Regions from separate parts of the Mus musculus genome. Here region 1 is linked to region 2. The links are chromatin contacts, found by Hi-C in ENCODE. All regions are on one chromosome and are shown on one strand. The core of a region is the stretch at or near the end of the contact, and the rest is flanking DNA. Distances in the headings are between cores, read along the strand shown. Region 1 holds the start of Itprip (inositol 1,4,5-triphosphate receptor interacting protein). Region 2 overlaps Stn1 (STN1, CST complex subunit).

The links. Hi-C counts contacts between places; a loop is a spot of excess contacts on that map.
Region 1: a map of heart shows a loop between it and region 2 (2.7-fold over the local background). The contact joins the promoter of Itprip here to the enhancer-like site in region 2. A Hi-C loop is called at or near these places in 4 of 37 maps with a recorded cell type or tissue (T-helper 17 cell, T-helper 2 cell, heart and 1 more).

What each region holds. Positions count from the first base shown.
Region 1 is chr19:47,917,358-47,922,258 of GRCm38, reverse strand. It overlaps Itprip (inositol 1,4,5-triphosphate receptor interacting protein), which reads left to right and starts at 2,936. Exons shown (of 2, transcript NM_001362458.1): 1 at 2,936-3,135.
Region 2 is chr19:47,503,974-47,509,056 of GRCm38, reverse strand. Stn1 (STN1, CST complex subunit) reads left to right here. Exons shown (of 10, transcript NM_175360.3): 9 at 1,179-1,251. Among named protein-coding and RNA genes, the nearest start is that of Gm19557, 6.5 kb to the left of the region's middle. Within about 2 kb of position 1,421, at least 1 of the 3 ENCODE cell types and tissues checked has a DNase peak (open chromatin) inside an H3K27ac peak, as active enhancers do; it is heart, where a contact is called at or near this core.

The DNA of each region.
Region 1 (4,901 bases), core at 1,687-4,186, 410 kb before region 2:
AAACAACATATAAACATATTAAACAACATATCACCCCCACACCCCCAAGAAAACCTTATTTTGAGACATAGTCTTAAGTTACCAGGCCTGGCCTGAACTCACCTTGTAGCCCAGGTAGGCCTTGAACTTGCCATCCTCCTGGAATTGAAGGCTTGAACCACTTGTTCTGCCTGGGCTCTGTGCTCTTAAGCTCATCTGCAGTAGATGTTATTTATTTTGCTAAATATCAGAATGAACAACAGAGTTTTACATTTGCCTATGATAGACCAAGGAGGTTCAGTGCTTTGAAACCAGCTTTTATATTCTTAACTCAGGACTCTCTTCTCTCTCTCTCTCTCTCTCTCTTTTTCTCTCTCTCATATGTGTGTGTATGTATGAATGTTTGTATGTATGTATACCTCACAGCTATGCAAGGCATAAGGTGTTTGATTTACATGGAGACTGTCCTAGCATTACTTTTTGGCATAATTAAACACTGTTACCAAAAGACATTGGAGAGGGAAAGGTTTATTTGGCTTGCACTTCGCATTGTAGTCCACCATTGGAGGAACTCAGAATAGGGACTCAAACAGGGCCAGAACCCTGAGACAGGAACCAGTACAGAGGCCATGGAGGAGTGCTGCTTACTGGCTGCTCTGCCAGCTTTCTTATAGAACCCAGAACCACCAGCAGCCAAGAGATAGCACCGCACACACAGTGACGCAGCCCTCCCCTATCAATCACTAATTAAGAAAATTCCCTTGTCTGCATCTGGATCTTATGGAGACATTTTTTCAGGTGAAGTTCCTTCCTCTCAGATGACTCTAATTTGCTAGTCAGACAGTTGACATAAAATTAGCCAGCACATAGACAATCTTTTTGTTGGTTTGTCTTTGTTTTATTTTGAAACAAGGTCTTGTTGTGTATCCTCCCTGTGTGATCCAGGATGGCTTTGAACTCATGATTATCTATCTATCTTGATTATCTATCTTGATAATCTATCTCTGATTATCTATCTTGGACCTCCAGGGGTTACAGATATATACCACTGCTTTTTATTAGTCCGGACCCCAGGCAAAGCACACACTTCCTTATCCAATGCCAATGGGGGGAGGGTTTTTCCAACACTGCATTACTTAAAGCGCCTTCCCAGCATTCTGGCTTTGGACAAACGTCTTAAGTCTAAATTTCTGTCTTTCTAGAATTTGAGACTTGATAGGCTTCAGCCATCCCTTCCCTTCCCTGGGGTGTCAGGCAAGGATTCTGGGAGGGATTGCCTTCTCTGAGACCTGGAGACTAAACACATAATTAGGAACAAATAATGTGTGTGTGTTATGTGGTATATGTTTGTTTGTGTGTATATGTGTGTGGTGTATGTGTGTTTATGTATGTATATTGCACATATGTATACATGTGTATATGTGTATTTGTGTGTATGCATGTGTGTGCATGTATGTGTGTGTGCATGTATGTATTTATGTGTCTGTGTTGTGTGTGTACATGTGTAGGTGCATGAATGTGTGTGTGTGTGTGTGTGTGTGTGTGTGTGTATAAAATTCAGTGTGGCACATGAGTGAGATATAAGCTTGGGCACATGAAAAGAGGCCAGTCATGAAGGGCTTATATGGCAGGTTAGGATTATAGACCAAACTAGTCCCGAGAGTGGACAAGAGAACATTAAAAGCTCTGGGGTAAGATAATCAGGTTCAAACGACAAAGGAATGTAACAAATGATCCTTATATTAATAAGAGTATGCAGCTTGTTAGAAAACGCTGAAGTAGATTTTGCTGGCGGACGACAACCCCAGAGTGCATTGAAAGCACTAACCTTGACATTCCACACATAACACAAGCAACACACACACACTTCCCCCACCTGTTCTGGGTGTCCTGTCCATTGAACATGGAGACATTTTAGAAATACACAGCTCTTTTGAGAATGTTCCCCAAGGTTCCTTACCCTTCCCTGGCCCCCAAACTCTGCGATAAGAATCCCCCACCACCCCCAATCAGGAAAGGGGTGTGAGCAGCAGGCAGCCAAAGACTTAGAAGTACCCTGGGCCAAGGGCCAGGGTCTATTTTTAGGACATTCTCTCATTGTCTGTTTATCCCGCAAACTCAGCCTAAAGCGTTCAGGAGAGTGTCATTTGGGCTGGATGGAGGAGGAAAGCGAGGTGCTCCCAAGATGCTCCCGAGGTGCTCCCGAGACCAATGCCAGTAGTAAAGTGATCATCTCTAGACAGTGTTATTTCCTCAGCTTCTCCTAGGAGCTCCCGAAACGAACTGAAAATTTATTCCAGCCCTTTCCAGCCCCTCCCACCAGTTGTAGGAATGTGCTACTTCACAAAGGGAAGATTGTTGATATACTATTAAAGTTTTGTTTAAAGTATGAGTTCTACTGTGCTCTGTTCCAGCGCTTCCTGCTCTAAAAGCAATACTACATTGACAACTGGAAAACAGAGCGCCCCCTAACAGCCTCCGGTCATCTTCCTCCTTTGTGCCTTTCTCCCGCCAAGAGACAATGCGTACATTAACCAAAAAATTTAGCAAACTGTTTTAATCCAGTCACAATGCAAGAGGGACAGTGGTTCGCCTTGTGTCTCGTTTTATATTTTCCTCGAGGGACAAAATAGGTGGCCCCAGGAATTCCACCGGTTGTAAAACGCGCCACAGAAATGCGAGCTGACTAACAGCACCTTAACCCTTTACATCCTGCAGCCTAGACCTGATTTTAAGGACGTCCTTCCCGGGTCCCTTGTCTCCCTCTTTATTCCTCTCCGGCAGCCAGATCCTTCTCGTCAGGTGGCTCTCTAATTTCGCTGCCCTCTCTGGAGCATCCGAGAGACCCAGAGGATGGTCTCCGAGGCGGGTCCAGAGTCCCTTACCGGCAACCGTCACGGTCGTCCTTAAGGACCTCCGCCCGGCGCCAGTAAAGGCGGGTGTTTTGTTCTTATAAGGAGCAAAAAGTTTCCGTGACAACGCGGAAATGAGTAACTCTGTTGCCCAGTAAAGCTGGGCGGGAGGAGTCCAGGAGGCGGGAGCCGCCTTGGTCTAGTCGCCCGCATCCCTGGATCCCCGGCAGCCTGCAGACCCGGGACCACGACCCGCGCTTGGAGCGAGGCCCACTCGGTATCCCTGCGGCGGCCGCGGCCGAACGTAAGTGCGGGGTTCGACTATGAGGCTTTGCTGCCCCCACAAGCTGAGTGTGTGGGATGAAGGGCGCTCAGGGGACGGAGGATCCCCGTAGATGTGCGTGGGAGATCGTGACCAGGAGCTCTGAGGGACGTCTGCGGGAACCCTGGCCGGGACCGACCCCGGGAACTCTTTTAATGCACGCCCAGGAAGTGGGCATTATCTCCCTCATCACTCTCCGGGTGTGATGCACTGGGGTCTCTCTGCCCTCGTCTGCGCCACGGAGCCCCCAGTGCCTTCAGCAATCTGAGAGGCAGGCGGCTTCTGCTTCGGAGCCCCTAGCCGTGCCACGGGTTTGTGCCTAGAGCCGGGACCTTCCATCTCTTAAACCGTGTTGGGTAGCCGAGTCTCAGTCCTGGGAGAAAGGAACGGGAATGACGTTAGTTTCTTCATAGCTTGTCTTGACGCAAGGAGGTTGCTTCAGGCCGGATGAAGCCCCTGCCACTTCCTCTTTCAAGACTCCTAGTGAAGTAGACCCTGCACGTTTTTCTCTTGGGCTGTGTAGTCTATGCCCCATTCTCAAGGCCCACTCTGAGCCTCCCTCATTCTGGCTGACAGGTGAAGAGACTCAGAAGTTCCTAACCCCGATTCCCCGTACAAAATGGGAAAATAGTGACAGAACCAGGGAAGAACTACATTTAGCCTTTTGCCCCTCTACCTAGTATGAGACTGGTCATTCTTGCCAAAACAGAAGAGGCCAGATACTGGTACCATGTAAGCCAATGTCGGGTGGTTTTCTGTTGCCTTTCGGATTTCTTCTCTTTTACAAACTAGCTCTGTTTTGGGAGAGGCTACCAGCTGAACCCAACACAGCTTTGTGTGGCCACTCGTCCAGGTCAGCGGTGAGAAGGGTGACAGAGGCCGCTGTCATTCGCCTCCTGCCTGCCTGCCAGCCTGGTATGCCTAAGTGGCCTTCGTTATTTGCTGATTCCGTGTGAATGTCTGCTGCCCCAGGCATTCTGCCTTCAGATTTTTCCACTTGTGGGTAACCACGTGGTGGTTATATTCACTTTCTGCCTGGATCCCTGAGGAAGATGGGGAGCCCTCTGCTCACACATCTCCCTTTCTGTGGGTAACTTTCTTAGACGCAGCAGTTTAAGGTTCTGAAAGGGGGCAGAGACCTGAACTTTTAACCTGATGCCATCATCCCAAAAATTGTTAGCTCTCCGGGCCAGGAGAGAAACATAAAGGGTGTGTGGGTGAACTTTTTAATCAGAGGGCAAGAAGGTGCCGCACCTTCTGGGAGATAATTGCTCACTGTCTGCAAGATGCCTGGTTTTATGGTTTTCCCTTTTGGGACCCTCTGGGATTAGTGTCAGACGTAGTCCTGTTTGACAAAAGCATGCTTTGTCTCCATGGAGTCAGCGGTATGCACCTGGCATTCTGCAGCCTACAAGAGTGAGGCTGGGCCAGCGGAGAACACTAGCCCAGTTCTCAAAGCCACTTGTCAGGGACACAGTGCTGGCAAACTAAAACCTGTCCAGGGGAGATGGGCTGAGATTATGTGGACAGTGAGGAAGGTACATCTGGTGAGAAAGGAGGGTTACAGCAGATATAACCCAGGGATGAGCTGCACAGGGGTGTGGGTGTGGCTGTCAGCTGTTCCAAGCATTGAAATGGCTTGCTCAGTCTGGCCTCAGAATCCCTGGTTAGAACGGAGATGCAGCTCTTTAGAGAACAGCCATTGGAGCCCAAGGGGAAATGTGCTCGAATCAGTGTGAGCAGAGGTT
Region 2 (5,083 bases), core at 172-2,671:
TCTTAGAGATTTGTGCCTCCTTCTGTTCTGGGTTGGCTTCTGTGAGGGTCTGTCTGTAGAGAGCAACCCTCCCTGGGAAGCAGCCAGGGCAACTGCAGCTGCCCAGGGCGAGGTGTGGCAGGGTTGGGCACTTCCTCTTGTGAATGAATCACCCTGAGCTGGAAGGGGTAGTCAAACAGGAATAGATCCCACGGCCCCTTCTGTGGCTGACCCCTCCCTTCCACTCATCCCTGATTTGTGGCTTTCCTTTCTCCTGAAGCCCTGCTGGGGACATAGTTACAGCAGAGCCCAGAGCTCTGTTTGCACCCATGGTTGACCTTCACACTAATCTTGTGAGTCCGAAGTCATCAGGTCTCACGGGCGGCCATGGCTGTTTCCTGTACCCAGTTCTTCAGCTGTGTTCCCATGCTTAGACTTGGCTCTTCCTCCTTCCTCTTTCTTCTCTCCTTTTACACACTCCTTCCTTCCTTCCCTCTTCCCCTTTCTTCTCTTCCTCCCTCCCTCCCTCACCTTCTTTTTCTTTTGCTTCCTCTCCCTCCCCCCCTCTCTGCCTCTCTTCCCTCTTCCCTTCCCTCTTCTCCCCTCTCTCTTCTCTAGTGTTATTAAATTTACTGCCTGTAGCTGAGGGTGAAGCCTGCTGCTAGTTGAGAAACATGGTTGTGGGTGTGCCTACAAGAGCAGAGAGCGTTTCTGTAGATAAGCTGGATTCTCTAGCTTGCTGGCTTCCCCATGCCCATTTCTTCTTTAATTCTTCCTTGTGCTTAGAAGAAGAGGAACTAAAGAAATATAAGACAAGAAGGGGACCGAGAGGAAGAAGGCTGGGACAGGGAGGAAACTTTGAACCTGCGGGAGCTCCTTCAAAAACACTGGGCAAGGAAGAGGAGTGTCTGTCTGAGTGGCCACAGTGTAGAAAAGGGCAGTTGCCCCTTCAAGGCACAGGGTTCCAGTTATGCTTTCCCTTCTGGCCCCAACAAACCAGCTCCTGAGAGAGCTGTGTCCTTAGGGGCAGAGCGGAGCTGCAGCGGCCACCACGCATCAGAATCACTGAGGGAGGGCGTATGGGGGAGGCTTGTCGTTGCTATGGGATTTGTAGAACCGCCTCGAAGGCTGGTCTTGAGTTCTGAGTGACACACTGCTGTGTTCTCAAACCACGTTTCCTCTCTGGATTCTCCTTTTAGGTAACCACCAAAGACAAAGACCTGCAGCAGAAGATCTACCACATCATTAAGGAAGACTGTCAGAAACCAAACCGTAAGTGTTTTGTGATGGTGAGCCGGTGCGCCCAGGGTTCCTTCCCTCCTAGACAGAATCAGGATGCTCTGTCCTGACTCAGGAGGGAGACAGCCAGGGCTTCTGTCCTCCGAGACTCATTGTCCTCTCCTCTATGTCGTGTTGCCTGGGCAGAGGAGTCAGCATGTGGGGCTCCTTTAAACAGCCCTGGGGTGTCCGGTCCTGTAGGGATAAGCTGGAGGCCAACCACCAAGCTCTCCCTGAGATTCGGGCACACTGAAGTGAACCACCACGCTCGGCTCTGAGATGCGCTCGCTGCTTCTGGTCCCTGGTTTGTCGCCCATGTTTACCACTGCCTCTGAATGTAATGTCAACATTCACTCTCTTCTCAAACATCAAGGCTTTTCAGTTTCAGGCAGGACGGCTCTTAGACATTACAGTTCATGAATAACGAAATCCAGTCATCTCAAGAAACCCTTGAGTTATAAATGAAATGGCTTAGAAAAATAGTGCCGGTTTGTGGAGTTAGGTCGGCCCCTAGTGGCTGGACACTCAAACTACATCTAGTCTGATAACTCGCATATCAATTCACCCTAATTACAAAGAAAGCATCCGTCTTATCATGAGTCTGTATGAACTTGTGAGTCTTCAAGGTGACCGTCCAGAGCCTGGCTTTTGCAAACATATGCCAATGACAAATACTTATGTCACCATGATCCTAGGAGCAGAAAGGGTTGTTAGCCCTGGGTCCCCTTCCTATTTTTATTCTCTCTGGAGAAGTCTTTCACTCCTTTCAGACCCAGAAGGAAAGGCTGGGTCTACAGACAGGTAGAGGGAGGCCAGGTCATCTACCCTGTGGTTTAGGACCCAGTGAGATCAGAACCAATAGGGTGCCACAATCAGACAAGAAAGAAAGAAAGGAAGGAAGGAAGGAAGGAAGGAAGGAAGGAACGGAGGAAGGAAGGGAGGGAGGGAAAGGGAAGGAAAGAGCGAGCCCCAAAGCAGTCCTGTTACGGTAGTAATGGATGCTGTTTGGCTCATTCGTAGCAGGGATGGAGCAGCACAGGCAGGCATGGTCGCATGGACCTGTAACCCCAGCCCTGGGAAGGCCGAGGCAGGAGGTCAGCCAGGGTTAACACAATGAGATGTGCTTTCTTTCTCCCCCTGCCCATACCCCTCTATTTCACCTTTCTTTTTCCCTCCCCCTTCCTGTGTGTATGTGTATGTGTATGTATGTATGTGTGTGTGTGTGTATGTGTGTGTGGTATGTGTGTGTGTGTATGTGTGTGTATGTGTGTGTGTGTTATATGTACCTGGTGTATGTGCATGGAAATGAAAGGAAGACTTTAGATGTCCTCTATCCCTTTCTGCCCTTCTCTCTCTGTCTCTGTCTCTCTCTCTTTCTAAAAACTGCTTTATTTATTTATATTCCAAATCTTACCCTCATTCCTGGTCCCTCCTCCAAGAGTTCTTCACCCCCACCCCCCACCCCACCCCTGCCTCTGAGCGAGTGCTCCCCATCTCACCCTCTCACTCCCCCTACCTTACCTTTCCCCCCCGCAACCCTCCTTCCCTGGGGCACCCAGTCTCTACCTGTACACATCCTCTCCCATTGAGGCCAGGGGCCATGGACCAGGCCATGTATGCTCATATATGCTCACTGGTTGGTGGTTTAGTCTCTGGGAATCCCCAGGGGTCCCAGATACAGTTAGTTGACACTGTTGTTCTTCTTGTGGGGTTGCCACCCCCTTCAGCTCCTTCAGTTCTTCCCCTGTCCTATTCTTTTAAGACAGACTTGTCACTGAGCATGGAGGAAGGCTGGCAGCCAAGGTGCTCCAGCTGTTCTCCTGTGCCTACCCCTCCCTCCCCACATTCACACAGTGCAGGGGTTACAGGCGCTCCTGCAGCCGTGCCTGGCTGATTTTACATGGGTATCAGAGATTTGAAATCTCAGGTCCTTAGGCTTCCAAAACAAGGTGCCTCTCCAGCCCACAGACTGTCGCAACAAAGCAAAACCAATAGGCAGCCTCTCTGTCTGCTGCTTTGTGAGAGCCTCAGCCAGAACGGATGGTCCCAAAATGCCATTCCTCCACACTGAATCCCAGGCCCCTCAGCCGCCGCATTCTTAGATTGATGCACATTGGGACTGCAGCGCTTTATAGCCTGGCACCCGTAAAGTAAACGAAAGGGGTCCACACTCCATCCTCGGAAGGAGTGGCTCCGTGGGTGGCAGTGCTTGCTCTGAAAGCCTGATTATCAGAGTTCAGGTCCTTGGAACACACAGAAAAGTTGGGTTCAGTGGCACACACCTGTGTTCCTAGCACCCCTCTAGCAAACTGGGAGGCAGGTACGAAGCTCATGGGCCAGGCCAGCTAGCGTGGAACACACAGTGCAGCAGCAGAAAGCAGCAAGATGGACGGCAAGAAGCAGCTCCCTAATTCATATCCGTGCCGTGGCACGTGCACACATGCACCCCAATAAAATATTTAAAAGAGACTTAAAAAAAAGTGACAGGTTTTATATACACTGGTTGGTCAGCCCCTGCCCGGGCAACTGAGCCTACCATGGTGGATGGCTCTGCCACTGTCTGTAAGTTGTGTGAGGGGGACCCTGCAGGCAGTCACAGCTGGCAGGGAAGCGAACCAGGAAGAGGTGAGAGTGAAAACTCAATTCAGTTTGGTATCATCAACCTGGATCAAACCTCGGGGAGTCTGGTGCCAGGGGGTTTACTGCCAGCATTCTTTAAACCCAGTGTAATTTTGGAAAAGAAGTTTCCAGGTATAATACAATCCCCGGTGCACAAGGTATAATTACATTGAACCTCAACTCAGGGCACATGTCATTTCTTCCAAGAAGACGGGTTCTGGAGATGGGCTACATGTATTAGCTTAAGGGTCTAGGGGAAGAGCTGGTCTGCTCATAGAGGTAGTGGAGAGGTCATTTAGGCTATTAGCCACCTCTGGTCCTGGTTATGAAAGCTTGGGGGAGCCTTTGGCTATACAGATATTGTAACGGTCATTTAGACTACTAGGTATCTTTGGTCCTGGTTGGGGGAGCCTCTGACTGTACAAGTCATTGAGATTACCAGTCATTACTGGTCCCGGTTGTAAGAGTTTGATATGGGGGCTGGAGAGATGGCTCCTCGGGTAAGAGCACTGACTGCTCTTCCGAAGGTTCTGAGTTCAAATCCCAGCAACCACCTGTTGGCTCACAACCACCCGTAATGAGATCTGACGCCCTCTTCTGGTGCGTCTGAGGTCAGCTACAGTGTACTTAGATATAATAATAAATAAATCTTAAAAAATAAAAATAAAAAATAAGTTTGATCTGTCCTGGCCCGACAGATATTGCACATCATCAGGCTGTTAATCACCTCCGATTCCCAGATTTCTGAATGGAAAAACAAATTTTACGTATTTTCCATTGGAAAGACATCCTGGTTTCCTGGAGACCTGGGAGTGCAAGGACCTTTGAGCTCTGCTCCCAACACATGCAGGCCTCTAAGAGCTATCGGCCAATCACCTAGTGCGAATAACTCCCTAGGATACTCACAGGAACTCTCGCTCTTTCTCTCTCTCTCTCTCTTTTTTTTTTTTTTTTTTTTTTTTTTTTGGTTTTTCGAGACAGGGTTTCTCTGTGTATCCTTGGCTGTCCTGGAACTCCGTGTGTAGACCAGGCTGGCCTCGAACTCAGAAATCCGCCTGCCTCTGCCTCCCGAGTGCTGGGATTAAAGGCATGCGCCACCACTGCCCGGCTCACAGGAACTCTCTTAGCATTGGCTGTAGTCACCTGTCTTTCTCTTGTCATAACCTGTGGCACTGAGTAATAAATACGCAGGTCCTAAAAAGTCAGA